Regions from separate parts of the Homo sapiens genome. Here region 1 is linked to region 2. The links are chromatin loops, found by intact Hi-C in ENCODE. Cell type or tissue: heart left ventricle. All regions are shown on one strand. Each heading gives the region's core, and the rest is flanking DNA. Links, peaks and the distances in the headings are about the cores only.

Evidence for each region. A loop is a pair of places that touch in the nucleus more often than their neighbours do. Peaks named below come from ENCODE experiments on the same cell type or tissue, not always from the same donor. Only the 100,000 strongest peaks of a DNase experiment are listed, where the experiment ranks them.
Region 1: it touches region 2 in a loop (5-fold over the local background); 68 of 110 quality-filtered maps call a loop at or near these places.

The regions. Positions count from the first base shown.
Region 1 is chr4:183,242,411-183,258,182 of GRCh38, forward strand. WWC2 (WW and C2 domain containing 2) reads left to right here. Exons shown (of 23, transcript NM_024949.6): 6 at 3,006-3,135; 7 at 6,304-6,450; 8 at 7,510-7,583; 9 at 11,347-11,589. Among named protein-coding and RNA genes, the nearest start is that of WWC2-AS1, 9.7 kb to the left of the region's middle. RefSeq lists a silencer at 14,488-14,547. In heart left ventricle, for the core only: a CTCF peak has its summit at 7,655 (motif pointing left); no DNase peak of the experiment used is centred there.
Region 2 is chr4:183,066,747-183,082,518 of GRCh38, forward strand. LOC105377578 (a long non-coding RNA gene) reads right to left here. Exons shown (of 3, transcript XR_001741938.2): 2 at 10,490-10,606. Among named protein-coding and RNA genes, the nearest start is that of WWC2-AS2, 25 kb to the right of the region's middle. In heart left ventricle, for the core only: a CTCF peak has its summit at 7,003 (motif pointing right); a DNase peak (open chromatin) is centred at 6,985.

The sequences.
Region 1 (15,772 bases), core at 4,273-12,272, 180 kb after region 2:
ATTTTACTTGGTACAATAGTTTTATACTGGGTAGACAAATGTGGCATTGTTCTCTACGTTATTCATTTCAGTTTGTGGTCCCAAATTTGACTTCGGCCTAAGCAGCAGTGTAGTATATGTGTAAATGGATACCAGGAAGATGCCTGTTTCCATTTGCTGCCTCCAGTGTGCATTCAGAATTGGAAAACAGGCTAGTGATGAAACAGCAAGTCACAGGCATATACAGATTCTGTGAAAATTTGGTTCTCAAGGTATACACTTTCCAGAGAAGGAATGCAAGTGAACATATTTTATCTTTCAAAAGAGACTAATATATTGAGTGAAAATTAGTTATAGGGCACACTCAAGTCAAGAACTTCCAAAAGAAATTTTAAGAAAAAAAACAGCTTTTCTCATATTAAGAACAAAAAGCATGATACTTTAAGTCAGCAAATGATGCTCATACTTCGGTTTATTTTATGACAAGTTAGGGTCAAAAGAGAAAAGGTGGGAAATGAAAAGTGGAGGAGAAAAACAAGAAACAGTGAAATAAAGGAAAAAGGCAGCACTTAAAGTAGAGAAGTTCAAAGGAGGCAAAAGAAAAAGAGCAGAAACGTTCCATGGTGAAAGCTGAGCTGTGTTCTTCACATTTAGCATTCTGTTGAGCAGTGGATAGCCAAGAAATTTTCATGTATTCAAAGCTCTCTGAAATTTAAATTAGCAGTCTTGAACCAGTCCTGCTTTTATTTTTTAAACGTTAAGGTTTTTTTCTGAAAACAGCTTACCTGCTTTTATTTTCAAATGATAAAGTTTATGTTCATTTCTGAATCAAAGATTTGTTTTATCATTAAATTCTGAAGACTTTACACAAACAGGAAGAAATTACTTGAGTTTTAGAAATTCACTTTGACACAATTTCAGATATCCCTATTACTACCTATTTTATGAAACCCCACATTTTAGTTTTTATTTTTAGTTAAAAAGTGCTACATTTGAAAATGCCAAAATGCTATATTTGGAAATATCATTTGTTTTATTTAGTAAGCCATTTCCTCAGCCAAGTTGGTGGATATAATACTTCAGGGAGTCAGAAATTCCATTGATAAATCTCTTCCCAAATAAGTAGAATTAGCTGATATTCAAAGTACTTCACTAGTCCCATCAGATATTCTAAATGTGGTAGTCATAAGAGCCCCAGTTCTGAATCTGTCATTTTAGGATAGTTCCCCTACTAGCTAAGTGTCTGTGCAATTTGGGGTATAAATTTGCATTAAGTTTCTCCCTTGCCTTCTTCATTTGGAAGAAATGTGACTAGGGGATCTTTAGGGGCCCTCCCCATTCTAAACACTGTGTGTGTGTGTGTGTGTGTGTGTGTGTGTGTGTGTGTGTGTGTGTGTGTGTGCATGTGTTTAATCTGTGACTTGATTGGTTGTACTTTATTATCAGATGATCTTATGATCAAGTTTATTTTATTTTCTTAGGTTCTTGAAGTCTTTAATTGCTTGTTCAGCAGCATAAGATAGTTACTAAAACAGTGCTTGGGGAAATACATTATCTATAAACCGCTCTTGTTTGAGTGGACTTTGTTTGGAAGAGTGATTAAGATGGCATTGCTTTATTTTTTTTCAGATTATACCTTTCACATTGAAAATAAGTATTAATTATTAAATGTTTTAAACCAAACGAGCTCAGAGCCTGTTTTCCCCGATTCAGTAGGTACTATTTCTCTGGAGACTCTGGATAAAACCAAAAATATGTCTAAGAACGTGTATAGAGTTGTTGGGTGGGGCAGAGGCATAGCCATATGTCCCACAAGGAGAACTCGTGCAGTATTCATAATGAATCCCAGATAGCACAGGCAGCTGGGGAGGACCAGGAGAGTGATCATGAAGAGTACATGAAACTATTTTTTTAAAAGAATTAGGTAATTCGATTAGGCCCTTCGAACACAAAGAATTAGGTTACGTGAAATCCTCTAGCCTAAGGTGACGATGTAAACTGCAAGGACACTTGGTAAGCAGCTCTGCAGGGATAATAAATTAGCTCATTGAAGAGCTGTTTATTCAATATGAGTTGAGAAATGACTACTGCCCTTCTGCCGTTTTCCTAAGTTTGAACTCATCCAGCAAGTCAAGCAATTTTATCTTGACTCATAACTTTCATAAAAGCAGAATAAATATTATATATATATATATAGAGAGAGAGAGAGAAATAAAAACTAACCACACAATCCAAACATTGTAGGATACTCACTAGTATAAATAATAATTTACTTATTAACCATTTATTAAAGGCCTCCCAAGCTGCAGGCCCTGTGCCAGGTTTTGCACAGACATTACAGCAAAACATTATGTAAATCAGGTGGCAGTTTACTTGCCTCTGTGTTCTTCAGCTAAAGCATTTGCCCACGTCTTTTACCTTTCTTGGGTGAAGATCAGGATCAGCACTTGATAAGGTTTGGGTTCAGCCAGCAGTGGGATCATTCAAACAGATTGAAGGCAAAAAGACATGCGTTTGTTTGAGCCCAAAAGTGATTAGAAATGGACTGGGTTTGAAGTGAGGGATGGGAGAAATCTTAGCCGCCTGTGATTAAAAGAGAAAGGAGGGGCTGAGACGTGCGGATCACGAGGTCAGGAGTTCAAGCCTGGCCAACATGGTGAAACCCCGTCTTTACCAAAAATACAAAAATTAGCCGGGCATCGTGGCGGGTGCCTGTAATCCCAGCTACTTGGGAGGCTGAGGCAGGAGAATTACTTGAACCCAGGAGGCGTAGTTTGCAGTGAGCTGAGATCACGCCACTGCACTCCAGCCTGGGCGACAGAACAAGACTCCATCTAAAAAAAAAAAAAAAAAAAAAAAAGAGAGAGAAAGGAGGAGAAACTGCCTGAAAAGATGATTGCTGGTATATGACAGTCAGCAGTGAAATAATCATCCAACTGAGACAATTCCAAACCACTTCCTACTCTCTGTTTAACTTATATGCTATCATTCTTTGATATTTTTTCTTTCTTTTTCTCTTTTCACAGAATTGATAAAAAAATGTCTGGAGGCCAGAGCGGGTATGAACTCAGTGAAGCCAAAGCCATTCTAACAGAACTAAAATCTATCAGAAAGGCAATTAGCTCAGGAGAAAAAGAAAAACAAGATCTGATGCAGGTACATTATAAAACATTTTGTTAAGCCAAACTTCTACCTTCTGAGGCCCCCAGAAACTCTTACTGGGGCAGAAGTGCTCCCTCAGAGTCTGGATGACCCTTCTACCTCTGCCACATTTGTGCAGAATGGGCCCTGTGGAGATTGTTGCAGGCACAAAGGTAGCCTGCTGCCTTGGAGGAGAGCAGAGTGATTCCAACTGACTGGTATGCTTCGTTGTAAGCAGCCTTTGGATGGCCTTTGAGATAGTGGGTGGTGGGGCCTGGAGCTCATGTGAGGAGATTAACATCTTGGTGCACCCTGAAACTCACTGAAAACTTCATATGAGTCCCCAGTAAGCAGAATTCTCAGCCCAGGATACACAAGGGATATATCATTTGCCATCAGTAAGTAGAAGGCTTGCCTTTTGGGGATGAGGCTATGTGAGGAGCTTAGAAAAGTTTTCCGACCCAGTTGATTCTGGGGTGCCAGCTAAGGGTGGGGCGGGGAGTGCTGACCCAGCTGGGGGATGCCTATACAGTTACCCTAGCAAAGCTGCCAATGGCCATAGATCCCCTTACTAAACCTGTTCACTTCTCAGCCTGTGGGTCTTAACTCCCAGTGATCCAGCATCATGTGTAGAAAACACAAAATAGCCGTTAAGTGATCAGTATTCTCAGTATCTATACTATCAAATACAGTCAAGTTTTTTTTTAAGGGTGTCTCTCTTCCTCTCCTTCCCTCCATCCCAAACACTAAGAATTCTTATTTCGTATATTTGGAGTTCTTACTTAGCTGAGGGATAATTTAGTCCGCATCTATGGGAAAATGTTAGAGTCACTGATGATGTTTACATTCTCAATAGAACATCTACATTTAAATACCATATTTAACTACTTGATGTTGGTTTTCAAAATATTAGTTGAATATAGATAAATATTCTTGGATCCATATAATTTTGCATTACTTGCAAGAAGAATATAAAATAATATAGAAAAGACAAAATAATAATAGCATGTAATTGTAAATACTGACTTTGTGCCAGACATTCTTCTAACTGCCTTGCATATAAATAATTCCCTTGATCCTCACAACAGCCACTAAAGGTAGGCACTGTTATTATTCTCAGCTTACAGACGAGGAAATTTCAGCACAGAAAAATTAAAGTTTCTTAAAGTCATACAGCTGGTAAGTAGCAAGACTATGGTTCAAACCCAGGCAGTCTGGGTTAACGTGGTTTTAACATACATATAACACATGCAAGACTTTACTTGTGTGTATTTTGGTTTTGTTCCACAATTGTCTTGCTGATTAAGTCAGTCATTCCAGAAATGCATGTAGTAGGTCCTTTAAAAAAAAAAGTTAATAGAACTGGAGCAAATCTACATTGGAACCTTCTAATTCAACAATTTTAGGTCATCTTTCATTCTTCCTATAAACTTTGGATTCATCTGCAGGCCTGATTAAATTAAAAGATTAGATCCCTTTTCAGTTACTAAATTACATTAATTAGTAGATGCAGAGATTGACAATAGAGTTAGAAGAAACTTTAGATATCTTCTGTGACTTTCAAACCTCTTTGACCACAGTAAGAAATAGATTTTACATCAAAACCCAGTAACACACAATTGTGTGTACCTATAGATACACAGGTGTGCATGCACGCGCACACACACACATACACACTCCAAATGAATTTCACAGAAATATGCCTACTCTTAAACTGGTGATGTACTCTGATTTTATTTTCTAGTATCTTCTATTTCATTTAAAAAAATACTAGTAACAACCTACTAAATTGATAGAATGCATTGCCATCACAGATGAGTTTGAAGAACACTGACTTTTTTTCACTGTATAGATGGAAAAATAGAAAAGACTTGCACAAGGTCACTAAAAGGTTTTTTTGTTCTTTTCTATATTATTTGATGTGACCATTTAAGTTTTATCCTCATATATATATACTATATATACTATTTATACTATATATACACTATACTATATATATACTATATATACTATATATATACTGTATATACTATATATGCTCTATATACTATATACTATATATATGCTATATATGCTATATATACTATATATACTATATACTATATATACTATATATACTATATACTATATATACTATATATTATATGTACTATATTCTATATACTATATATACTATATGTACTATATATACTATATACTACATATATACTATATATACTACATAATATATATATAATATATATACTATATATATATTATATATATAGTATATAGTATATATATCCCTTTGAGAGAAAATAGAGAAAGTTAGGTAAAAAATTTCAGATCTCTGATATTTCTAATTCCTCCTAATCATGAAAATTTTAAATATCAGGATTAAATACAGGCTCTTTTGTTGATAATAATGGTTTCTTATCATTTTATTAGGATTACCCTAGGGTTTCCTTTTTATTGTTTTAAGTAATTCAGATTAGTCTTTCCTTTTCAATACTTTCACTTGTTCATATCCTCCCTCTAAAGTAAACACAGTTTATTAAACCTGAGTGCCCACAGCAGGCACATTTGCTTTTGATTATTCTCTTTACCAAGCCAAACATGTCACCACAGGCAGTGCCATGCAGTAGACACACAGATGGGCTTGTTCCATGCCTGTGCCACTCATTAGCAACTTCTGAGCCTCAGTTTCCTAATCCCTAACATTGATGTGAGCTAAATAATCTCTTGGGTCCTGTCCAGATGTACAATGGCTTAATTGAAGAAGTCTTCAAAGTAGGAAGTTCTTTTACTGTATCTAAAATGAGAGATTATGTTATAGATATTCTGTTTCCACAATTTCAGCTGCATGAAGTGAGTGGGTTCCTATTGAAATAGAGATAACTTCTTAATGAAATTTTTAGAAATAAGACATGCATGTATTTTAAAGATACCGTTCATAGGAAAATGCTGTTTTGAGATAGATAAGACAACTGGTTTAATATGATCTCGCTTCCAAAGTCACATGTATGGAGGTGCAAAATTATATCCTGCTGTTATTTTTTCAATTATATAAAATGGTAAGTACCTACTAAAATAAAGTTGTTTTTTTCCATTGAGATTAGCTCTTTCCTTTTAATTTCACCTGGTAGGGAAGGTTTGCTGTCTTACTTGTTAAGCTTTATGAAACACTTTGTGTTTTCTGAACAGAGTCTTGCTAAGCTGCAGGAGCGGTTTCATTTGGATCAGAACATTGGCAGATCTGAGCCAGATTTGAGATGTAGTCCTGTGAACTCTCATTTATGTCTCTCCAGACAGACCCTTGATGCTGGGTCACAAACAAGCATTTCCGGAGATGTAAGTTATCTGTGCTGAAGAGTTGGCCCAGTGTTGTCCTTGATGGGCCTTAATTGCAATATGGATGGTGAACTGGAACCAGAAGTATATGTGACTTGGATTCTGGCTGTGTGCATTCAGTGTTCCATTTTCGTAAGATTAGTTTTAAAAATCATAGCCTTATCTTTTCTATCTAGGTGCCAAGTATGTCAGGATTTGTCCATATGAGTAGCTTTGTTCAAACTTTCTCATGCTATATTCCTTTAGAGACACGCTGAAAGGCTAGAGGCATATGAGAATTTAACTTTTTCCTATTACGTTTAGAGTCTTGGAAATGTAGGTCCTTTCAAATAAACATTAGGCCAATGAGAAACAGAAAAACATGCCTTTTAAGACTAATAAGAAAACTTGTTTTTGTAAATCTTAATTGATTATATTAAAATGTTTAATTTGTGATTTATATCTGCCATTTAAATATTTAATGTGGCTTGGCTATTGTTAACTATTTTACCTTCTCCATTTTGGGATGCCATTAGCAGGTATTTACTTCTCAATACATTCCCATTTCTTTTCATATTCTTTTATGCTGCTTTGAAATATGTGCTGTGAAAGTAAAACAGGTAGAGATCAACAGTAGGGCTTACCTGTTTGAAAATTAATTTTTGAACTTATTTAGTTTATATTTTGTACAGTTGAAAGCTAAATGCTAGAAATTAGGCTCATAAAGGCAAAAAAATTAGTTCCAGTTCATAAATTTTATTGACCTGTACACCCTTCATAAACTCTGAGATACCAGACACATTTACCTTGGTATTTACAGTATCAGGATATTTTTTATCTTGAATTTAACGTGTAGAGAAAATAATGTTAGAGTCTTTGAAAAACAGATGAGCTTGAATTGAAAGAAATGTTTTGCCCCTACTGAGACAATAAAATAAGTGTCTTTTAAAATTGGTGTTTCCCGATTTCAGTACCATCTTCTTTAACTTTTCAATTACACATACTTCCCAGAAACAAAAGCAATTTACTTCATTCATTAGCAGAGTTAATTGACTTTTTTCCTTTTTCTTTTTCCACTAGATTGGAGTAAGAAGTAGATCAAATTTAGCTGAAAAGGTCAGGCTAAGCCTACAGTATGAAGAAGCCAAAAGAAGGTAATGACAGAGAAGCTGTTTTGTGCATGGCTCAAACATTTTCTTTTCCAGAATTAATCTTTACTCCTGTGGTGACATCTGCTGGGCACTCCCCATACATTCTTACCAAGGCCACCCTTCGGTTTTAGCATGTCAGGGCTGCTTCCTCTCTGGTCTACCTTTTCTTCCCCCCGCCCTCCACCCCCCAACCACCAAAAGCTAAAGAACAGGGAGAATTAGTGAGAAGTATACAAATGAACTTGCCCCCTTCTCCTCTGAGAAAAAAGAAGCTTTGAGTTGGTACAATACTTAACTCTCAATTAAAAGTGAGAAGATTGGTTGCTTTGATGGAAATATGATACAGTGGTTCAGGTATAGGACTAAATAGCTGTTGAGGAGTTCTAAGGCAAATAAGTATTGATTTATTTGCCTTTGATTTGAAGGGAAGTCTTACTGCTAATGTCCTTGAAGGTGCTGAGGTGGCAGTTCCAGTCGACTTAGGTTAGGGAAAAGGAAGAGAGATTCTCATTTCTCTCTTTTACCTCATAAACTCTTCTTAATCCCTGTGCTATCTTTTACTTACTTTGTGATTCTGCTGGAGTGAGACATAAGAAACTTCCGTCTCAACAACAACAACAAAAAAGAGATTTCACTATCCGTATCTAGTAGATAGACTCAAATACTTTTCATAATATAGAACTCCTTATTATGAGGGAAAGGATTATACTGATACATTTGATTTCATTATTTTCCTCATAAGAGCTTTAAAATGCCATTGGGTTATTATTTAGGAGGACATTGGGAGAAACTGCATTATCGTCCTGCAAGAAACAGGAATTTATCATGTTTCTCCCCATGACCATGAAAAGCTCAGCTGAGAACCAGATATTGAAGTATATTCCTTATTATTGGTGATGATGATAACTTAAAAGCAATTGGCCGTAGTCCTTAGAGGTTATCAGGCTTTAACAAAGTAAAATAAATACAATATTCACCTCTATGTAACCTGTATTCTTAATATTACTTGGTTCCTCACTTCCTGAAAGAAACCTAAGCTTCATTCCACAAATTATTAACCATGTGAGCTTGAACAAGTCACTTAGGCGATCTGAACAGCAATTTACTCAGCTAATTTTAATGCCTTTAAATTTTCTCTGGGAGATTCTAAATTTCTTCAGGTTAGGGAAAAATGTTTAGGCTTTATTATCTCCTTCTCAGTGCCCAGATTAGTGCCTTCCCTTCAATAAGTATTGAGGATCAACTTCTGGTTTTGTGGCCCGGCAATGTGCCAGCTTTCGGTAGATAGTGCCTGTGGTCCCCTTGTTGTGTGTCCACCTGGGCAGGGCTGTGGACAAAGCCATGAATTTGGTCTGCTTTTCTGAAAGAGAATGGCCATTACTCAGAAGCAGTCTTGGAGAACTGGGCCTTAAGCCCCTGCATTCTTTCGGGCTTGACTCTTGCTTCCCATGGATCAGCTTCAACTTTCACCCTCCTTTGACTTCTAAGTGAATTTTATCTGGAGCTCACATCACATTTCTCTTCCTAGGTGCTTCTAAAACTCTTCTTCATATTCTGCTCCCCAAATTTGGAACACTCCTTCTAAAATAAAATTTAAGACCTGCCTAATGTCTGATGACACAAATAATAAACGGGCGCCTCTTTTTCCTGTATTATGTTATTGTTCCTGGTTCAGTTGGTTAATTCAGTCACATCAAAACTTCAGACATTGGTTCTTTCCCACTTGGTTGCATTGGCGTGCCATTTGGGGTTTTGTTTTAAAGTTACTAGTGATGCTGATGAGAAAGTAAATCTCAAGCGCTTATGCATATGTTGAAAATGCTTTTTCCTCCTCAATTCTGATTAAGTAAAGAGGCAGGTTGTGTTTCTCTGAAATCTGTTTTCTCCTCCAGCCCTTATTTTATGTGCTTAATGAAGCTAATAATATCATGCTTATTTCGCATTTTGATGATTAATTTTCTAGTATGTTGAGACAGTTGTTTATGATTTTGTGGTTAAAGCTGAAGAATAGCTGATGTTACTTAAATCTATCATAAGTGCAGATGGGGGGAGAAAATCAGAAGTACACTGCATACACCGTGCCACTCTAACATGCAATTTTATTTTTAATTAGAACAAGAAACTTATGGCACAAAGGTATAGATCTACTTCCATCTTTGCTCTTGATTATGTTTTTCATTCACCTTTTCTCTTCCCTTCTACAAGTTCTCCCATGAAAATGGGAAAGTATTTCTTTTCTGTTTTTCGTATTTTGGTGTGTACTGTTAACAATATCCAAAGTAATCATCCAACGTTTTTCTGTAGAAACATAGATTCCTTGTGCAGACATCAGTGGAGTTCATAGTTCACTGAGATCTTGTCGTTATGGTCGAAAGAACCATGTGCCGCTTACCTTATGAACAGTCCTCATTGTCTTTACAGTGCCACGTAGCAAGTTATTTGACTCAGGTGGTTAGGACATTCGTACTGAGTCGGGGGTAATGTTAACTCTACCATGTGTTACGAAGCTCTAGACATAAGAGAAATCTGGGGTCAGGCAAAATTATGGAAACAGTGAGGTTTGCCTTTGGTGCATTTTCCTCCTCCTTCTCCTGTCCCTGTCCACATCACTTCAGCACCTGTTGTCACTCCAGTGGTGTCATGCCAGCTGCCTGTACTAGTGAAGGTCCACCGTATGCTGCCTGCAAATAGCTGTGTACAGAGCAACCACAGGGCTAGCACAATAATGTATAAAGTGTCAGTGCAATGACTGCTCAGTAAATGGCTTGTACACCAGTCGGGGCACTGATGGGGAGGAGACTCACATGCAGCTTAAGGAGAATGTGAACGGGAGAAGGCCAAGCCCTGCCCCTTCTCTTTGGCAATGGGGGAGCCTTGATGGATCAACCCCTGACTCCCTCCCAGGGTCTTGCTCTGTCACCCAGGCAGGAGTGCAGTGGCGCAGTTATGGCTCACTGTGGCCTCAAACTCCTGGGCTCAAGTGATCTCACCTTAGCCTCCCAAGGAGCAGGGACCACAGGCACACACATCACCACACCTGGCTAATTTTTAAAATCTTTAAAATATTTTTGGTAGAGACAGGGTCTCGCTATGTTGCCCAGGCTGGTCTCGAACTCATGGCCTCACATGATCGTGCTGCTTGTCCTCCCAAAGTGTCAGATTACAGGCATGAGCCACTGCACCTGGCCCAACTGCTTTCATACCAGTTGGCCACACCACTGCTCTCTTTGCTGCTCTCTCCTTCCCTGACTTACTAATGCCCTAGTCTCTGTCCAGCCTGCCCTGGGGTTCCCATTTTACTAGCGGACAGCATCTAAAACACATTGGAATAAAATGTATAGTGATGGCATCTCAGACATCATTCACCTCAGTTTTTTTAAAGGGAACCCCCCAGGCATCTTTCCTGTCACCTACACAGGCAGTCACACGTCAGAGCTGGCCTCTCGTGGCGCCCAGAGCACTCAGCTTTTGAAGCCTCTGTGTACTTGGCCTTCACCCTTTTGTCAGGTAGCTGGGTATGCTCACTCACATTTTAAAGATGGGGGAAAGAAGTGGGTGACAGCTGAGTGCAGAGACAGGCCCAGAGACTGGTGTGCAAGGCTGCTGCTCCCACTCCGGCCTCTCACCAGTAGACCACACCTCTTTCTGGTAAGGTCAAGTTAGGAAAATCTGGACAGCATGTCAACACCAAATTTGGCTTAGGCTGTGTTTACCTTTCTCAGGAGTTTTAAGTATGTGCATACCTCTTCTATCTTTTTTTTTTTAGTATGGCCAACTTAAAAATTGAACTGTCAAAATTGGACAGTGAGGCCTGGCCTGGGGCACTGGATATTGAGAAGGAAAAACTGATGCTGATTAATGAAAAAGAAGAACTTTTGAAAGAGCTTCAGTTCGTCACCCCACAGAAACGTACCCAAGATGAATTAGAACGCCTAGAAGCTGAAAGGCAGCGGCTGGAAGAAGAGTTGCTGTCTGTGAGGGGAACACCAAGCAGAGCTCTGGCCGAGAGGTTTGTTTTCCTTCTGGAAATAGGGCAGCTTAACTCTTGTGGGGGTGTCTTAACTGGATACTATTTTCCCTGGGTTTGGAAATCTCAATTGCATCTGTTCTTAGTGGACTGAGAAACAGCACAAATGGACTTTCTGTAGAACAATAAAGTGCACCATCCTAATGCCCGACAGGATAAGTTCTGTGTTTTAGGAACGTGCAAAACCTGTGACAGATGTTGAATAACTAAGGAATGCTGACATAAAACCAGGAATGTACATCATTGATGAAGTCTGATAACAATAGCTATAAACTATTGCACTCCGATAAGAAAAATTATCTAGACTGTTAGAGCAACTGAAGCTTCCTATTCTGGGTTTTATTACTCACAGGAATGCAAAAGTTTATTGCTAGTCATTTCACGAGGAAAAGACAGCTTCCTCCCTGTGATACCCTAACAGGTCACAACGTACTCACTTGCATTTTGTTTGTCAGTTGCATCCCTCCCGTGAAACAGGTGAAACTGTAAAGGAAAATACTCTAGGCAATTTTCCCATCTTTCTCTGGGAAGGTGTGAGTTGATTATTCCATCTAAAAAAATCCAGTTCTGCAAAACAGATCAGCTGGAATGTTAAGTGAAGGGACCTCTGTGTGTCAGTTTGACATGAACGCATCTGCATAAGAGCCTGGGTCCAGGCCTTGATGGCAGAATGGGTTGGATACCTGTTTCAGGACAGACCAGAGAGCCGTTGAGAACGACCGCATGTACATCCTTTAGGCCAGCCAGTAAACAGCAGTGCCTGTTTCAGGGTGATGGGAAAGAAATTCACATTGATATAATTTCAAGTGACCTGGAAGTAAGTTTAAAACACCCAGCCATAATCCAGTTGCTTCAAAAAAAAAAATTGTGGCGTCTTGCCTTCTAATTCCTTGTCCTCAATAAATGTTAGGGTTGCATGGCTACATAATATCAAAACATTTGAAAAGCAGGGGGAGGGAGAGAGGAAGACGTCTCTGACATTCCCAGGTAGGTGTTAGCATGGGGACTCACCCACCCCAACGTTAACCGTTTTAGGAGAGTTGACTTCTGTGGGTTAAAATGTTGATCAAGGTAACACGCAGCCTCAGTGTCATAGCTGTAGGGAACATGAAAACGTATCAAAAGGAAAAGCCTCTGAACTATAATCTTCTGCCCTCTTAATAATTCTCATCTTTGCCTCCATTTCCCCTTCTTTTCTTCCCTTCTTGTTCTGGCTTTTCTGTCTAATTTTGCTGACCAAACGGTCAGCCTGAGGGAAGTGTCAGCCAGGCTGGCAAAGCAAGGCCCCATCTGACAAAGACCAAAAGGAACAAAAAGAGTAAGAAGGCAAGGGAGAATTAATTTGTTTTTGTTGTTGTTGTTGCTGTTGTTTTTCTGAATTACCCTGATGTGTCTAAATTTGTATACCTAAAGTTTCTAGCTACGGATAGTCATCAGTAGCTATGATGAAATGGGTAGCTTTTATGTGGCCCATGTATAAAACAGCAATGATGTTTCATACTACTACATAGCATTTACATATTATAAAATTTTATATAATCATACGTGTCTAATGTGCCACGTCCATCTCAGCTGTTCTACTTTGTAGTAGGTGAATCTAGGAAGGACTTACAAACAGATTTGTTCTGGCAGAGAAAGAAGACATATTTGTTTGTCTTAGTTTTTATTGAGGTGGCGTCTTGCTTGCCTTTTTTATTAGGAGTAGAGCTTCCAAAAAATGACTCATGATATAACATTAAAGATAGCAATTTGTTCCTGAGAACCTAAACTTTGACTTTTTCCTAAGTACCTAAACTTTATACTTTTGTTTGCACACACATAGTAACTCAAAATTCCAGTGAAATAGGAGGCTTTTTTTCCTTTTTTTTTTTTTTAACGAACAGCCCAAACCTCACCAGAGACAGTAGGCTTGAACTCATTAGGAAGAGGAGCTATAAGATATTTATTTTAAAAATTATTTATTTAGTGAGATCCAGCCACTGGGTTTGTGTCATCTGGGGAGTAAGTGGTGTGGATATGATACCTCCATGGCCCTGTCTCCCATGATTGGATGTTAGCAGGAAGGGAAACATGTATTTTATATATGTAGTATGTTGACTTTCTGAGTTACCTGGAAGAGCCAGGTCATTTAGTATTCCAAATAAGTGGATACTAGTTTCCTTATCAGTGTCTATGGCCAAAGGCAAATCCTCATACTTACATTGCCATCAAAGGTTGAAGGACTCAGACATTCTTGCTTGATCAGCTTAAAGCTTTCTAACTCCTATCCTGGGATGCTCAAAGTGACTCAGTAGTTCACATGTCCAGAAGAGCAGAACCTGCTGCCATTGGGAACACTGAATCCTTTCTTTCCCAAGTAGATACAACCTCGTCTGGCTTTGGGTTTTGCTGTTGCTATTATGGTTTTGCTTTCTATTCCCCCATGCTCTGGCATTTTTTCTTATGGCTTCACCCTTTCGTGTCTTCCTCCTGTGTGTGTGGGTTTCTGCTCTGCTCATTGCTGCTGTTGCACTGACGCCGGGAGTTTAAGAGGGAAGAGAACGCCCTTGCCAGCAGTGTCTCCTCAGTGTCAAAGCAGGGCTGGCTGGAGCTTCTTTTGGGAAGTAGGATTTGCTGTGTGAAACTCAGTTTCATCATAGAACAGATTGTGTGCCACCAACCCCAAATCCTTCCTTTTCTTCTTGGTACCTACATGACTGTCAAAGCTACCTGCCGTATTCCCCAACATATTCCTGTTTTCCACTTATATTTGGGGTTCCCATTATTTCAGGGGTGACCTCTGGCAAGATTCCGAGTCATTGCTGAACGTTGGTGTCTGAAGGAGCTAGATGCACATGAATTTTCAGTCTCTGAGTGTGATCCTACAGCCCCCCCCCCCCCCCCCCCGGCTCTGTTCCTGCCCCCACAGGGCTGCAGTGTCGCCCACTGGGCCTGATGGCAGCGACTGTGCTCGCCACCTGGTGGTGGGAAAGAGGTGCTCATGGTGAAGCATTGCCAGGCCTAAAGAGAAATTGCTCGCAAATGAAAAAAACCATGCAGGGAAGGTGTTTCTATGCATCTTTCGTATTCTTCCCATGCAGTTATTGAAATTCCTTAAACTCTGTGCTTTCCTATAGCTGGTAAGATCTTAACATTGCTCCTTGTTTTATCACAAGTGTTGGGGGTTTGCCTTGTAATTGCCAAGACGTCTTAATTGTTTCTTAATTATTTGAATGTTTTTGCCACTGCTTCTGAAAAATTTTTTAAAGCAAATAGGTGGGGGCATGAGTGTCACTTAGTTTTGAGTGGAAAAGGGACTTCCTGCTTCTATAGATGACATGAAATTTTCCCTAGGTGCAGAATTCTGAGTTCAGGAGAAACCAGGCTGTGCTTCTCTCCTGCAGGGCACTGAGGGCAGAGTCAGGCAGGTGTGAAGGCCCACACTTCACAAAGGGCAGCTTGAAAGGGGATGTGGAGCAGATGGGCCAGGGGGAGGAATCTTTTAAGGGCCAAGTAGAGGAAACCCTTTCTCATCCAGCAGACCAACAGGCAGGAGTTGGAGAAGAACCTAGAGAGACAGGTGTGCACCCTTTTGAGAGGGCTGATGTCTGCAATTTCTTCTAACCCCTGGTTATGGGGAAGTTGGGGAGAGCATTTCACATGAAATACACGTGGATTCTGAGGAAGACTTCAGGCTTTCGCTAGGAGAGGCTTTGGTGATAACATCAGAGACAAACTGCGGCCCACTAGGAGGGTTTCTGTGCCTCTCCCCAGTGCCTTCCTCATGCTTCTCCCAGGGAAGGTTTCATCTCAACACCAGCAAGAACGGAGGGACTGGCCAGGGCACCCTGTGCTGCAGGGAGAAAGGGCTGATGTCTGCATTCTGGGATTGTAGGAGCTAAGTGGGAAACGTGAACAAGAACACAAAGACAGGCATCTGTGGTTCAAAGCAGACATTAAAGGGCTGGAAGAGCAGCTGCCGAGCATCACCTGGAGAAGGCTGAGGACGCTCCCTAGTGATGGAGAAGGGACAGCACTGAAAGTGTGGCTCAGGGTCACATTCTGACGTCATCCTGGTGCCTCCTGAAAGCATTAGAAAAAGGCTTCATTTTAATAAAAGCAATATTGAGTTTTAAAACTTCCTTCCGAAGTGTTTCTCTTGTTTCAGAAGACATGGATTTTAGTA
Region 2 (15,772 bases), core at 3,563-11,562:
GGAAAAAGACAGCATCTACAAGCCAAGGAGACCTCGAGAGAAACCAATCCCTCCAGCACCTTGATCTTGGACTTCCAGTCTCCAGAATTGTACAAAAATAAGTTTCTGTTGTTTAAGTAACTCAGTCTGTGGTACTTCGTTAAGGTAGCCTAGGAAACTAAGACAATGTGCAACTCAATATCACTACAACACAAGAGCCCCAGAATGCCACTATAAGACTAAAAACAGGCTGGGCACAGTGGCTCATGCCTGTAATCCCAGCACTTTGGGAGGCCAAGGTGGGTGGATCACAAGGTCAGGAGTTTGACACCAGCCTGGCCAAGATGGTGAAACCCCGTCTCTACTAAAAATACAAAAATTAGCCAGATGTGGTTGCAGGCACCTGTAATCCCAGCTACTCAGGAGGGTGAGGCAGGAGAATTGCCTGAATCAGGGAGGCAGAGGTTGCAGTGAGCCAAGATCGCACCATTGTACTCCAGCCTGGGTGACAGAGTGAGACGCCAACTCAAAAAAAAAAAAAGACTAGAAACACTTTTGTGTTGGGGATTGGGGGCCTTGAAGCCAAGTGGAAACATCTGAGTAAGATAGAGAACGATCAGTTAACAAATGTAAAAGATAGTTGATGGCCAGGTGCAGTGGCTCATGCCTGTAATCCCAGCACTTTGGGAGGCTGAGATAGGTGATTGCTTAAGCCCAAGATTCAAGACCAGCCTTGGCAACATGCCAAGACTCTGTCTTTACAAAATTAAAAATTTTTAAAAGATAGTTCAGAAGCTCCAACAAACATTTCCAGAAGAAAACGGAAAGAATGGCAGGGAAACAACATTTGAATAGCCAAAAACTGCAAGTGTGAGGTGACTGCACATTGAGAGTGAACTCTGAGCAACAAGCAAGATTAGGATGAATTCCCATGGAGACACATTCGATGAAATTAAACAACAAGAAGAGAAGGAGTAAGTCTCAAAAGCTATCAAAGATAAAAGACAGATTATTTACAAAAGATTAATCATTAAATTGGCAGCAAGAATAGATAGATGCCAGAATAAAATAGTCATATATTTAAAGGACTGAAGGAAAATAACTGTCAAATCACAATTTTGTGTCCAGCTTAAGTTTCACACAATTATGAGGGCAAATTAAGGATATTTTCAGACATGTACCAAAAGAAACATTGAAAGAGGTGCTTCAGCAGGAAGAAATCTGATCCCAGGAGAAAAACGTGAGTTACAAGAAACAAAAGTGAACACAAAATTTGATAGACTATGTCAGTAAATGTAACTGATTTGTAAATAATTAATATATTTGAGTTTTTAAAAAATCCAACAGACTGTTTTCTGGCAATCAGACAAAACTGATTCTAAATCCATACGGAGAAAACAAACACATCTGACCTTTGTTGTCTGGTAATGATGTGCTATTTCCACCAACCTTCCACCCGAAAACAACTAAAAATGCTAAATAAAATATTTTTAAAATCCTCATCTGATCATGAGGAATTACCCTGCAAATGTTGGAGGAGAAACAGAAACCCAGAATGGTATGTGGAGTATGAAGGCTACATTTGCCCAAAGGCTATCTGTGGATCCTAACAATTGTGAATTTTCATTTTGAAGCTGAAGAGGACAAAGGGAAAAGAAAGGAAGCCCTGGGTCTGAACAAGGTGGAGGCTAAGAAGAGAGTTATATTCTCAGGAGAGGGCTCATCCTCCCTGAGATGAGCAGCCCAGGTTTATGTTACCTGAGAAATCCCAGAGGACCTGAAGCCAACAACATGGTGTAAGGTGCTCCTGGGCCAGTGGTATTTCCAGGTGCCTAGAAGAAGCAAATGAACATCTTTTTTGCAGAAAACCTTCATCTCAGATCCCAGGGAAAACCCCTTAACTAATAGTTTAATGATAGTGACGAACACACAGTCAAAGATAACCAGGAACACAAGGAAATAAGGCACCATGAATGAGAACAACAGAAATAACAGACCTGTTAGTCTGCTGAAAAAAGCAGACACCACGATGGGGTTAAATGAGAAAGAGATTTATTACGGGAAACACCTAATACTTCTCGAATGCAGGAAATGAAGGAAAATGGGCATAAGCCAGAGAAGATGGGGAGAGCCATCAGACTGTGACGCAGGTGAAGGAGAAAGGGAAGGAAGGAGCGGGGGATAGAAGAGTCTTACCCTGCAGGTACAGTTCTAAAAGAGCTTGTCAAGGCCGATGGGAAACCCTGAGCCAAAGGTGCCCATCAGAGGAGTTTTGTGTTTCCCAGGGATAGACCCAGCTTAGCATCCCTGCCCTGCTTGGGCATTAGCTGGGAGCAGCTGAGGCCGTCGGTCAGTTATACTCCCTGAAACTGGAGACCTGAGAGAAGTATCTCCCAGCCACCACCCCTTGTACTGTCCTGCACTTCTCCATATGGGTTCAGGGAGGAGTTCCTCTTTGGTTATTGTGGGAATTTATTCTTAACAAGCGGAAACCTAAAAGAGGAGTGTCAGGGGAATGACGCCTCTATCACTGCAGCTGATTTCAGGGCTGCAGCTGTTACACCTCTCCCCAGTTGGGATTCGCCTCATCTTCAGCAATGATCTCAGCAGCTCTTGATGGCTCACCTGGTGGTGTGAACCAACTCTTCATTCCTGAGAGGTGTGAGCCCTTGATGATCACACTCTCCTAAGGCTGGGCTTGTTGCATGTGTCCATTCACAATTACAGCAGGGCAAGGGCGTACCAGGATGCACCCCAGCGGATCATGTGGGTTCCATTCATTCTGCTCCACTGCAGGAGACAGGGCCCCTTTGTAAGTTACCACTGAGCCTCCTACAGTTAACCATGAATAATGTGTTAAGGGTCCCAGTTTCTCATTATCTCTCTGCACGGCATCAATACAACGTAGCAGTAACTAGCCACTCTGCTGTCTTGGTAGGCATGGCTTCCTGCCCCCACCTCCAAATCTTTTGAATGCCTGCGTCTCTACCACGGCCCTTTCACTGGGACATTTTTTCACATCATTACTGGTGAAATCTCTAGTAATTAAGCCTCACTTTGTGCCAGGGACTATTCACACCCCACCTACCAACCAGGATAGCATCGTCTTTGCCCACCTGGCAGTGTGTGAAGCAACCTCAAATCCCCATTTATCATCTGTTTTCTTCAATTATTCCTTGTACCCTTTATGTTGGTCCAGGTTCTACAAGAGGCAGACACCAAGACAGAATTAGACATGCAAGAATTTATTAGGGGAATGCCTGTCCCGGAAAGTGGGTAGGCAGCCAAGGGAATTGTGGAATAGTGGAGAGTTATATTACACTGCCGTTGTGGTCCCTGTGCAGCAGAGAGGGAACAAGGAAGGCCAGGAGGAAGAATCTTGAGCTGCAATGCAGTTCTAAGGAAGTTCAGTAAGACTGATGGTGAGTCCTTGAGCCAAAACACCTATCAGAAGAATCCCACGTCTCCCAGAAACAGGCTTTGGGCACAGTGGCTCACACCTGTAATCCCAGCACTTTGGGAGGCTCAGGCAGGAAGATCACTTGAGGCTAGGCCTTCTAGACCAGCCTGGGCAACACAGCAAGCCACCATCTTTACAAAAAAAAAAATCGTGTTTTAATTAGCTGGTATATTAGTCTGTTCTTGCAGTGCTATAAAGAACTACCTGAGACTGGGTAATTTATAAAGAAAAGAAGTTCGATTGGCTCATGGTTCCACAGGCTGTACAGGAAGCATGGCTGGGGAGGCTTCAGGAGATACACGATCATGGTGGAAGGTGAAGGGGAAGGAGGCATGTCCCACATGGCTGCAGTGGGACAAAGAAAGTGAAGGGGGAGGTGCTACACACTTTTAGACAAACAGATCTCACTCACTATCACACTATCACGAGATCATCAAGGGGAAAATCTGCCCCCATGATGCAATCACCTCCCACCAGGCCCTTCCTCCAACACTGGGGATTACATTTGACATGAGATTTGAGCAGGGACACAAATCCAAACCATATCAGCTGGGCATGGTGTCATGCACCTGTAGTTACAGCTACTTGGGAGGCTGAGGGAGGAGGTTGAGACTGCAGTGATCTATGATCACACCACTGCATTCCAGCCTGGGCAAAAATAAACAAAAACAAACAAAGAAACAAAAGAAACAGGCCTTCCTCAGAGTCCTTGCTGTGCCCAGCCACCTGTTTTTACGTATTAAGAAATAAAAGACTACCTTGAAAAATATCTCTGGGAGCCAGGCCCTGTGGTTCATGCCTGTAATCCCAGCACTTAGGAGGCTGAGGGGAGAGGATTGCTTGAGGCCAGAAGTTTGAGACCAGCCTGGGCAACATAATGAGACTCTGTCTTCACACACACACACACACACACACACACAAACATAAATAAAATTAGCCAGGTACAGTGGCATGTGCCTATAGTCCAAGCTACTTGGGAAGCTGAGGTGGGAGGATTGCTTGAGCTCAGGAGGTCGAGGATGCAGTAAACTATGATCTCACCACTGCCTTCCAGCCTGGGCAGCAGAGCAAGACCCTATCTCAAAAAAGAAAAAGAAAAGAAAAGAAAAGAAAAGAAAATGTCTTTGGGGAATCAGGAACTATAAAATTACCCTAACAAACAAATAGAACTCCAAAAAGCAAACAACCCTATAACTAAAATTAATTACTCAAATATAGTTTAACAGCAGGCTAGACAGAGCTAAAGAGAAAATTGGTGAACTGGATGTTGGTCAGAAGAAATTATGTAGAATGTAGCACAGAGGACAAAAAATATAGAAAAGAGGTTAAAAAACATTGATGATAAAATAAGAAGGTCTAATATACATTTAATAAGTGTCCTAAAAAGAGAGGAGAAAAAATAACTAAAAGACAATATTTGAAATGATAATAACTAATAACTTACAAGAAAGACAAATCCACAGATTTAAGAAACTTATCAAATCCTAAGCAGGGGAGAAAATCTACAACTAGATACATGCAGTGGAACTAAAACAAAACAAAACAAACAAAAACATGAAACAATACAATTATTTTAAAGGTGCAAAGACAAATTTTCAAAGCAGCCAGAGGGGGAAAAAACTAATTACCTTAGAGGGAGTTAAAACAGTCAGACTGTGTGAGACCTAATTCTTTAACAGCCACAGTGGAAACCGGAAGACAAAGAATGAGATTTTCAATGTGCTAAGAGAAAATAATTGTCAATTTGAAATTATTTCAGGAAGGAAACAAAGAAAGACATTTTCAGACAAAGAAGACAAAGAGTTTACGACCAGGAGAAGCTTGCTAAAGGGAATTCTAAGGGGCATATTTTAAAAAAAGAAAAATGATCCCATATGGAGAGCCAGAAATGATGAAGGAATGAAGAACACAGGAAGCTCTAAATGTGTTGATAAATCTAACAAACATTGACTGTATAAAACAAAAATAATGATGTCTTTGGGGATTAAAAAATAAATGATAGAAATGTAATTAGTTTAATCTCTATGGAGGGAAATTTAGCATTACTGTACTTATCAAAATTACAAATGTACATATCCTTTGATTTAGCAATTCCACAAAGAATTGTAGGAATTTATTTGAAGGTTGAGTATTTCTTATTGTAATTAGTCTTCACATTGTTTTGACTGCAGGCAAGGATATTTCAGATATGTGAGCGCTTACTGGAACCAACGAAATTCTTAAGTTGTATAATTCTTCCAAATTCTTTGATAATTCCTGGTTCAATCTGTGTTTACCCCCACTAAATTTATGACTACTTCTGTTTCTAAATGCTTTACAATTGAATCACAATTAAATGTAATGAGAAGATCATATTTAAAACTCCATGATTAATTATTCTATAAAATAACACTTTTTTTCTATTATAAAGAAAATAGCCTCTAATTTATCTGTTTTTCAAGTGCAGAAAATCGTCATGTTGAAGTGGACTGCATTGCAAAAGCTTTTAAGCTGCTCGTGTGAACTCTGAATAAATTTTCCCTAAAAACCATTTTATTAAAAATGATTGTATTCACAAATAATCTTAAGAAAGTTGGTTTAACCCACAATGAGTTGAAATGGTCCACACTTGTGATGAAAAATAGTAAAAAGCAACATTTGTTATTTCCAGAAAATTGAAAATGGATAAGAACAAGAATCAATCTTTTTGTTCAATGTCGGTGCCTCAGGAAAAGTGGGTAAAAGCAATGTAGACACACAATCAGATGAGAAGACGACAAGAGCCTTCTGTAGAACTCTGGGCCCTTTTTGAGGCCTTTACGAGTTTATGGAGAAATCATGAAATGTATTATTTTCCTTTTCCTTTTCCTTGGAAAAAAATATCTAAGACCATAACACGTTTGCTTTAAAGTTGTGATTAGTGTCACTACTGCTGCACAAACAGAACTCGAGAAAGAAGAAGAGAAATCATCTTTTTTTTATTATTATTTTTTATTTTTTTTTGCGAGACAGAGTCTGGCTCTGCCGCCAGGCTGCAGTACAGTGGTGCGAGATCTTTGCTCACTGTAGCCTCCACCTTCCGGGTTCAAGCAATTCTCCTGCCTCAGCCTCCTGGGTAGCTGACATTACAGGCATGCGCCACCACGCCCAGCTAATTTTTGTATTTTTAGTAGAGATGGGGTTTCACCATGTTGGCCAGGCTGGTCTCGATTTCTTGACCTCGTGATCCGCCCGCCTTGGCCTCCCAAAGTGCTGGGATTACAGACGTGAGCACTGCGCCCGGCGAGAAATTATCATTTCTAAGGAAGCCAAACGGGTTAAGAGAGGCAAGGAGGAAGAGGAGGGTTTAAGAGAATATGAGTGCCAACAAAGCAACTGCATGAGACTAAATAAACTGAATTATAAATGGAAAAACACAAAGGAAAAGTAGCTAGAGACAGGTCTGTCCCCTGGGTAAGGATCACAATGCCTGGCCTTCGTGAAAGCTCAATGAAGATTTATTGAACAGAGCAGAACTGAACTGCCCCCGAGAAAATCGTTTGAGGGTAGATGTTAGTTACCCATGTGGACCACCAGGTGGCAGCATGATCTCGTGACCCCTCAATTGTCCCAGGTAAAACCCGGATGGGAAAGAAGCCCATCTACCACCAGGAGATTTTTGTGGATAGATGTTCATTAGTCAAATGTTCATAATTTGGTAAGAATTTGTATGACTTTTCTCAAATCAGGTGAAGGACGGCTGAAGGAATCTTACTGATGGAATTTGGGTCCCAAACTCCCTACCTATTTTAACCTGAAGTCATTATTCTTCAAAAATTACCCAAAAAACTACATTGCTACATTTCTAACCATTAATATCAAGTTAAAAACACATGGAATGTGTGAGCTAGCAATAATCTAGATGACCGACATTCAGATAGAACTATTGCTACTACATGTTGCCTTTTGCTTTTTATAGCTGTGAATTGACCTATTTCCCAAAAATACAATTAGTCCAAGCTTTATTATTTCAGGCTTATTCATACATGAATATTCCTCTGAGCATTACTAAAATAAAAACCAAGTAAAACAGATTAAAAACTATATTTAATGGTCCCCAAAGAAACCCTTAAAAAAAATCTTCTCTCTGCCCATACTGAAGAATGATACCAAAATAGTTTGAAAGTTTAAAGCAAATAATTAGAAAGTAAAACAAAATGTTCTTAGGCTATGTTGATGGAGATCTGGCTAAACCCTTGAGAAGACAGGAAACGTAACTGAGAAATACGCTGTTCTCCTTTATCTAAGTGTGATTAACTACAATGCTTGCTCTGCAAGGTCGGGATCACTTTTCATGAATTCTTTCTCCGAGTGCGTCTTGCAGGGTCAGGCCCTCCCCTCCTGAACTCCATGGTTGACAATGGATCCACTGGTACAGTTCTGCTTCTCTCCTGGATGTGGAAAACCCCAAAATTGCACTCCTCACCCAGATCTCTTTTCCACCTACGCTCAGCACTCTGTTTACTGAACATTTGCAATGGTGAACCTGAGGGTCTGGAAGCCCCCAGGAAGAAAAGTAAAGTGAGATTCCATTTCATTGCCATTACTGCTAAGGGTTATTCACGCAAGAATTCCAACAATTTACATAAGGATCATTAGCCTCACTGGAAATGCATTTCATTGCAACAGACCTGAGTCTTACATTCTTGACATTTTCCAAGGAGTGGCACTGGGCATTGGCCATCAGAAATGGCCATGGTGATTATGCAGTTTTAGAAATATGCCTAAGATACATGAGGGATGCATTCCCCCAAACCATTATCCTCAGCCCTACAGAGTGATCTGGATAAGATGTGCTGAAGCTCCATGGAGTTTAAAGTAGTATTTATTGGCCGGGGACAGTGGCTTATGTTGAGGTGGGAGGACTGCTTGAGCCCCGGAGCTCAAGGTTGCAGTGAGCTATGATTGCCCCATTGCCCACTGCACTCCAGCCCGGGGGGACATAATGAGAACCCGTCTCAAAAAAAAAAAAAAAAGCACTTACTAAAAAATCTGAATTCCCCTTTGTTTCATTCACTGTATAGGGTCTACTTTGAAGGGAAGTGTTGTAATCTACAGAAGGCAAGGGTGACCTATTAATATTTGCAGAAGATAAATGATTACTCTGATTACTATTTGTAGGATCACCAATTTACACTGATTCTGCACTAGTCTGATACGGCAGCAGTCAGTGTAAAGTGTACTAGGTGATTTTGTGGAAGCCACAATTTGTGCAAAATATATCCTCTCAAGCTGAAAAGGATGTTTAAAAGATCATGGAAATCACGAATGCCAGTGGGAGTAATTTGGGGCTTTATTTGTTAAATTAGGCAACAAAATATCAGTAAGATATTTCAAGAGGAAAATATTATTTGTAATTTAGGGGAAAAAATCCCTGAAAAATGGAGATCTGAAACCCAAGGTAGGGAAAATCATTAGGAAGAAATTGAAAAATATTAGGCAAGAGATGAATCCTGGGTCTGTGTAGCGGGGAATGGGGAAAGAGTGAAAAGTAAAGGAAACTTCGGGAAGTGAGTTATAGGGCTTAGGGGAAAGAGGGTGATAAGAGAAGGAAACAATGGTTGATTTCATAGCAGGGGTCACTAAGGCAATGATAAAGGCATTAAGGGAGGGAGGAGAAGCAGGAGGAAAAATCTGGATGAAAAGACAATGAGCTTGGTGGGGGGTATATTAGCAAGATATCCTCATGATGTCTAGCAGGCATTTGGAAAGTCTGTGTGGATTTCAGGGGAGTAAAACTAGAGCTATAGATTTGGGACTCCTGGGCATAAAGGTGGCAGTTGGATCTATGAAAATGGGCCATCAGTTCATCCTCACGGGGAAATATAGAAAGAAAAAGTGTTGAGGAAGAGCCTGGGGAATTTTACACTCTGGGGACAGAAAGTGGCGAAGGAAGCTGTGAGATGGAGATGAGGGGCATCTAGAGGGATGGGGGAATCAGAAAGGTTCAAGGGCAGAGAACCCCAGGTTGGAGCCAGTTGCAAGGACAGAGCTTGTGACTGGACAGCATATTCATTTGCTAGGGCTGCCAAAGCAAAGTACCAAGATATTAGCACCACAGGCGGGGGGGCTTACAGAACAGAAATCTATCCTCTCACAACTCTGGAGGCTAACAGTCCAAGATCAAGGTGTCAGCAGGGTCAGTTTCTTCTGAGGGCCTCTCTCCTTGGCTTGTAGGTGACCATCTTCTCCCTATATTTTCATGTGGCCTTTCTTCTGTGTGTCTGTGTCCTGATCTCTTCTTGTAAGGACATCAATCATACTGGATTAGGGCCCACCCACATGACTTCATTTGACCTTAATTACCTCTTTTTTTTTTTTCAGAGTCTGGCTCTGTTGCCCAGGCTGGAGTGCAGTAGCATGATCTCAGCTCACTGCAACCTCCACCCCCCAGGTTCAAGCAATTCTCCTGTCTCAGGCTCCCGAGTAGCCAGGATTACAGGTGCCTGCCACCATGCCCGGCTAATTTTTGTGTTTTTAGTAGAGATGGGATTTTACCATGTTGGTTAGGCTGGTCTTGAACTCCTGACCTCAGGAGATCCGCCCGCCTCAGCCTACCAAAGTGCTGGGATTACAGGCATGAGCCATGGCGCCTGGACAGTTTGACCTTAAAGGCCCTAAATTCAAAAACACAGTCACTTTCTGAGGTACTGGAGAGTAGGCTTTCAACATATGAATTTGTAGGGGGAGACACAGTTCAGCCCATACCAGGCTGTTAGATCTGGAAGTTCCCCACTGGCCAACTGAGGGATACGCATTATAATGGCAACGGTGAGCCTGTCCTCAGCACATGCTACCTGCTGGGTTCCGTGGAGAGTGCTTCACATGTATTAGCCCGTTTAACATTCACAAGCACCCTATGAAGTAGGTACTATTATCATCAGCACGTCTTTTTCCAGAGGAGGAAACAGAGGCACCAAGAGACACTTTGCCCAAAGTCACAAAGATAATAAGTGGCAGAACCCACGAGCTCGGCTTCTACACAGTGAATTTCATCAGCGATTTGTAGCTTGCTCCACCCTCAACAGATACCTGAGAAGTAATGATGTTGCTGAATTACTCAAAGGAACAGATGCATTTCCCATCAGCTGTCACTGACTGCAGCCTCTCTCTAAGGTATAAGGTGAATTCCGCAGGTAGATGTGACAGCTTGAAGAGAAAGGAAAATAAACAATAACTAATAGGTGGTTAAAGTGTCTCAGATTTAAAAAGCAAAGAGAGCAACCCTATTATGACTTCAAATATGTGTGTTTATTTAAGTTGTGTTTCTTACATTTGGGGTTGTGATTCTGGAAAGTACTGTAAAATGCAATGAGAAGGCCAGGTGCAGTGGTTCACCCCTGTAATCCCAACACTTTGGGAGGCCAAGGCAGGAGGATCGCTTGAGCCCAGGAGCTTGAGACCAGCCTGGGCAACATAGCCAGACCATGTTTTGTAAAAATACAAAAATTAGCTAGGTGTGGTGGCTCGCACCTGTAGTCCCAGCTACTGTGGTGGTGGAGGCTGGAGGATCCCTTGAGCACAGGAGTTCAAGGCTGCAGTGAGCTGTGATCGTGCCACTGTACTCCTGGGTGACAGAGTGAGGCCCTGTCTCAAAAGAAAGAAAAAACAATGCAATGAGAAAATATTTAACAATGCATTTATACACTGAAAGCCTTTTTTGTTTGTTTTTGTTTTGATTTGTTTTTTGGAGACGGAGTCTCTGTCACCCAGGCTGGAGTGCAGTGGCACTACCTCAGCTCACTACAACCTCTGCCTCCCAGATTCAAGTGATTCTCCTGCCTTAGCCTCCTGAGCACCTGGGATTACAGGCGCACACCACCACACCTGGCTAATTTTTGTATTTTTAGTAGAGACGGGGTTTCACCATGTTGGCCAGGCTGGTCTCGAACTCTTGACCTCAGGTGATCCACCTGCCTCGGCCTCCCAAAGTGCTGGGATTACAGGCGTGAGCCACCATGCCCGGCCCACTGAAAGGTTTTTTGATTTGCAATATGTAAAAGCATCTGTTAAATTCTAGATTTTCTATCGTTTTGGCTTTATTGGTTTTTAACCAGAGATGACTTTTTGAACTATTTTAACTTCAGGTTAGCCTTTAACATGAGAAAAGTGAGGAGAAAGAAACACACACAGGTACACACAGAGATGCATGCACGCACACACACACACACACACCTTCAAACATGGATACACGGAAATGAAGTGAGAGGAAAAGAAATAAAAATCAGGTTACTAAAATTAAAATTCAAACAGGACCCTCTGGTGAGAATTCCTGCGAGAAGGTAGGTAGCCTGTCACTTTTATCTAAGAGAGAAGAATTCCCAGGACAATGGCACAAAAGCTGGGAAATGGCTCTAAAATGTCTCTATCTTCACTTCTTAAATCCCTCTCCAGCGTAACTGCATGGCGCAGGAAGCCACAAAAGCCTGAAAGAAACTGCCTGAGGGTGAGTGGGGCTCTTCCGAAAAGACTGAGTGAGGGCCCCCCTCTTGGGCTAGGCCGGCGTACCCCTGCACCCGACCCCTGCAGTACCTGCAGATGGGTGTTGCTGCCGCCTTCGCTCTCCCAGCTTTGAACCACTCGTCTCTGCGTCACTTCCCGTTGGGAGCATCTGATTGGCTGAGTCCAGTTCAGAAGCACATTGGGAGCCTCTGATTTGCTGGGCTAAGTCACTTACTACCTGCATCCCCTTTCTAGTCCTCTAGCTGGAGACATTCCCCGCCTTCCACCAAGGCTCCTGCGCCAGGCGGTACCCAAACTTAGGAAAAGGGTTGAGATGTTACCGGAAAAAGGAAGTTCATTACACATTTTAAGCATGTATTTTCAGAGACACTGAAACATCTGAAGGCACAAGATTTCTAAATTAGAAACTTTAAAAGTTTCCATTTATTTGGTAAGGTCAAACTACTTAAAAACATCCTTTTTTTTTTTTTTCTTTTTGAGACAGAGTCTCGCTCTGTCGCCCAGGCTGGAGTGCAGTGGCACGATGTCGGCTCACTGCAAGCTCCGCCTCCCGTGTTCACGCCATTCTCCTGCCTCAGCCTCCCGAGTAGCTGGAACCACAGGCGCCCGCCACCACGCCCAACTAACTTTTTTGTATTTTTAGTAGAGACGGGGTTTCACCATGTTAGCCAGGATGGTCTCGATCTCCTGACCTTGTGATCCGCCCGCCTCGGCCTCCCAAAGTGCTGGGATTACAGGCGTGAGCCACCATGCCCAGCCTCTTGTCTTCTTTTTTTGAGTCTGAGTCTCACTCTGTCACCCAAGCTGGAGTATAATGCTGCAATCTCCACCCACTGCAACCTTCGCCTCCTGGGTTCAAGCAGCTCTCCTGCCTCAGCCTCCTGAGTAGCTGGGATTACAGGTGCGTGCCACCATGCCCAGCTAATTTTTGTGTTTTTAGTAGAGACGGGGTTTCACCATGTTAGCCAGGCTGGTCTCGAACTCCTGACCTCAGGTGATCTGCCCACCTCGGCCTCCCAAAGTGCTGGGATTACAGGCATGAGCCACCGCGCCCGGCCAAAAGCATACTTTTTTTTTTTGGCCATGAAAATGCAAATTTCATGTTGGGGAAGGAGATAAACAGAAAGAGATGGCAAAGACAGACAAGACTGTTAGAGGGCAGAAGATGGAGAAGCAGCAGGAGCCAGGAAAGTGAACTAATTCTGACTGTCACCTGATGTCAGACACATTGTCTCAGTGCTCACTGCGATTCTGTGAGGTGGGCGCTTTTGCTCCTATGCAACGCATAAGAAGATGGGAACGCAAAGTAAAATGACTGTGAGGGTCACCCACTAGTAAGCAGTGCAGCCAGGAATCCCGCAAGATCTGTCTGACCCCAAAGCCCAGGCTTTTTCCCTAGGCTACTATAGTTTCGCCTAGTGCTCCTAAGAAAAGTTGTGGGGCACACATACACTAGAAGAAATACAACCAGAAGAGAAATGAGAAAAGGGAATACAACACACACATTTATACATATCTCCAAATTTATGCCTGGGGATATTGCTGTCTCCGTGTCATTCAAAGAAAAAGAAGTGAGAAGGGAGAGAATTCTGTAGATTCTGGAATAATAGTTCAGCTCTCTAGCTGCATCTTTCCATGTACCAGGGTTGTGGGATTCAGGGTTCCACCCATTCCTATTCTTCATAGTTCAACAGCTCTTTATACCTGCACGTGAAGGGTCCTGGTTCTGGACACTTGCAGAGACATTCAGGCAGGGGAGTTACTGATTCCCAATGAAGCCAGGGTAGCAAAGACATTCACACCCCAGGAACCCTTAAATGGAAACAAAAGCTCAACTAGGCTGACAGGTAGGAGGCTGCATCACCCCTTTGCAGCTTTGTAAGAAGAGTCTTCCAGCTTGCACCTTGGACTTTTCAAAACAGTCCAAGAATGTCCTCTGCCAAAAGGAAAAGACCCTGTTGTATCTCTACCATATCTCTTGTCAACACTTTTTTTTTTTATTGAGCAACCAGAGCAAAACGCTGAAGTGAACTTTGTAGCTGTTTCACTAAAAAATCAAACACTGGCCAAATTGTTTAAAAGCTAACAGTGATCAGATGGCTATGCCTTTTAACTGCATGTTTGCAAACACACATGTATATTGTCTTGTGTATACTGGCCTACAAAATCATTTTAGTTGGACAATCTTTCTACGGTTCAGTATGAATCAATATTAGTGCTGTGGTACATTTGTGTGCCTTCATTGAGTTGAACAGAAATCCACCAAGAGGTTTGGTTAATATGTGGCTCTAGTGTGTATGTCTCAGTCAAGAACATCTGAATGTGTGACTTCTCTAGGCATCGAGCCCAAATTAATTGTGGTGCTCACTCTCTCATATTTATTTTAAGTGTTTATAAATTATTATTCTGCTATTCATAATATAGACTTTAATGGGTCTGTATATAAGAATGAAAAAGCATACAGCTATGCAAATCATAATCACAATGGGAGAAAAATGGTCTTTTCATGCCTGTTAAAATTTAAGAGCCAAAACAGGAGAATTTTCTGGCCTTTATGGCTGGTCAGAGTCCATCTGTTTCATCTGCTATTTGGCTGTCTGAACGGTTGGATTTTATTTCCTCTACATCATACTGAACTTTTAAGAACAAACAAAAGACTTTTATCTGAGGATAGTACACAGATGTGTTGTGTTACATACTTAAATAGGCATTTATATGCACCTCGTTTTTATATCTGAAATAATTCGGTGAATGTTTCTTTTTTATCTTTTTTAGCATTTAATCCATGACTCTCACCAGTTCAACTAACATACTACAAAATGTCTTACGCAAAACAGCCACTCAAGAATGTTGGATGTTTAAAAGACATTGTTAGTCCAAATAAACTAGGAAAGCAAGCAAAATTATTTAGAATCAGTACTAGTAAAAGATTTTTATGTGTGTTAAAATTTTTTTCATTACTCTTATTTGTACCAAAAAGTGTAATTTCATGAGGTTTGATTATATAATACAATAAAAGTTATTATTACTAAGTATACTCTATTTCAGAATAGTCTATATGACATATATTTCTTAGCATTCATAGATTACTAGCCGCTGTTGCATAAATTGAATTTTTTTTTTTTGAGACGGAGTCTCGCTCTGTTGCCCAGGCTGGAGTATAGTGGCGCGATCTTGACTCACTGCAACCTCTGCCTTCTGGGTTCACACCATTCTCCTGCCTCAGCCTCCCAAGGAGCTAGGACTATAGGCGCCCAGCACCACTCCTGGCTAATTTTTTGTATTTTTAGTAGAGACGGGGTTTCATTGTGTTAGCCAGGATGGTCTCAATCTCTTGACCTTGTGATCAGCCCGTCTCGGCCTCCCAAAGTGCTGGGATTACAAGTGTGAGCCACCACACGCCTGGCCACATAAATTGAATTAAATCAAATTCCTATTAAGTTGGAATCATAGATCTGGAAGAAATCTCAAGACAGCAAATGATGCAGCCTCCTCCCCTAGTAGTAGACCAACTTACCTGCTATAAAAAATAATGATTGCCTTTGCACATTTCAAGATATTGCCAGGGCCAGGTGAGGTGACTCACACCTGTAATTACAGAGCTTTGGGAGGCTGAGGTGGGAGATCATTTGAGGTCAGGAATTTGAGGCAACGGTAAGCTATGATCGTGCCACTGCACTCCAGTCTAAGGGACAGAGTGAGAGCCTGTCTCAACAACAACAACAAAACAAAAACAAAAAACAACAATATCTTTAGAAAGGGGTATTTCACATCATTTGATTTCTTGTTCCAGTACGATATTTGATCTTACAGAAAAGCAGTTGTTGCTGGCTGGGCACAGTGGCTCACTCC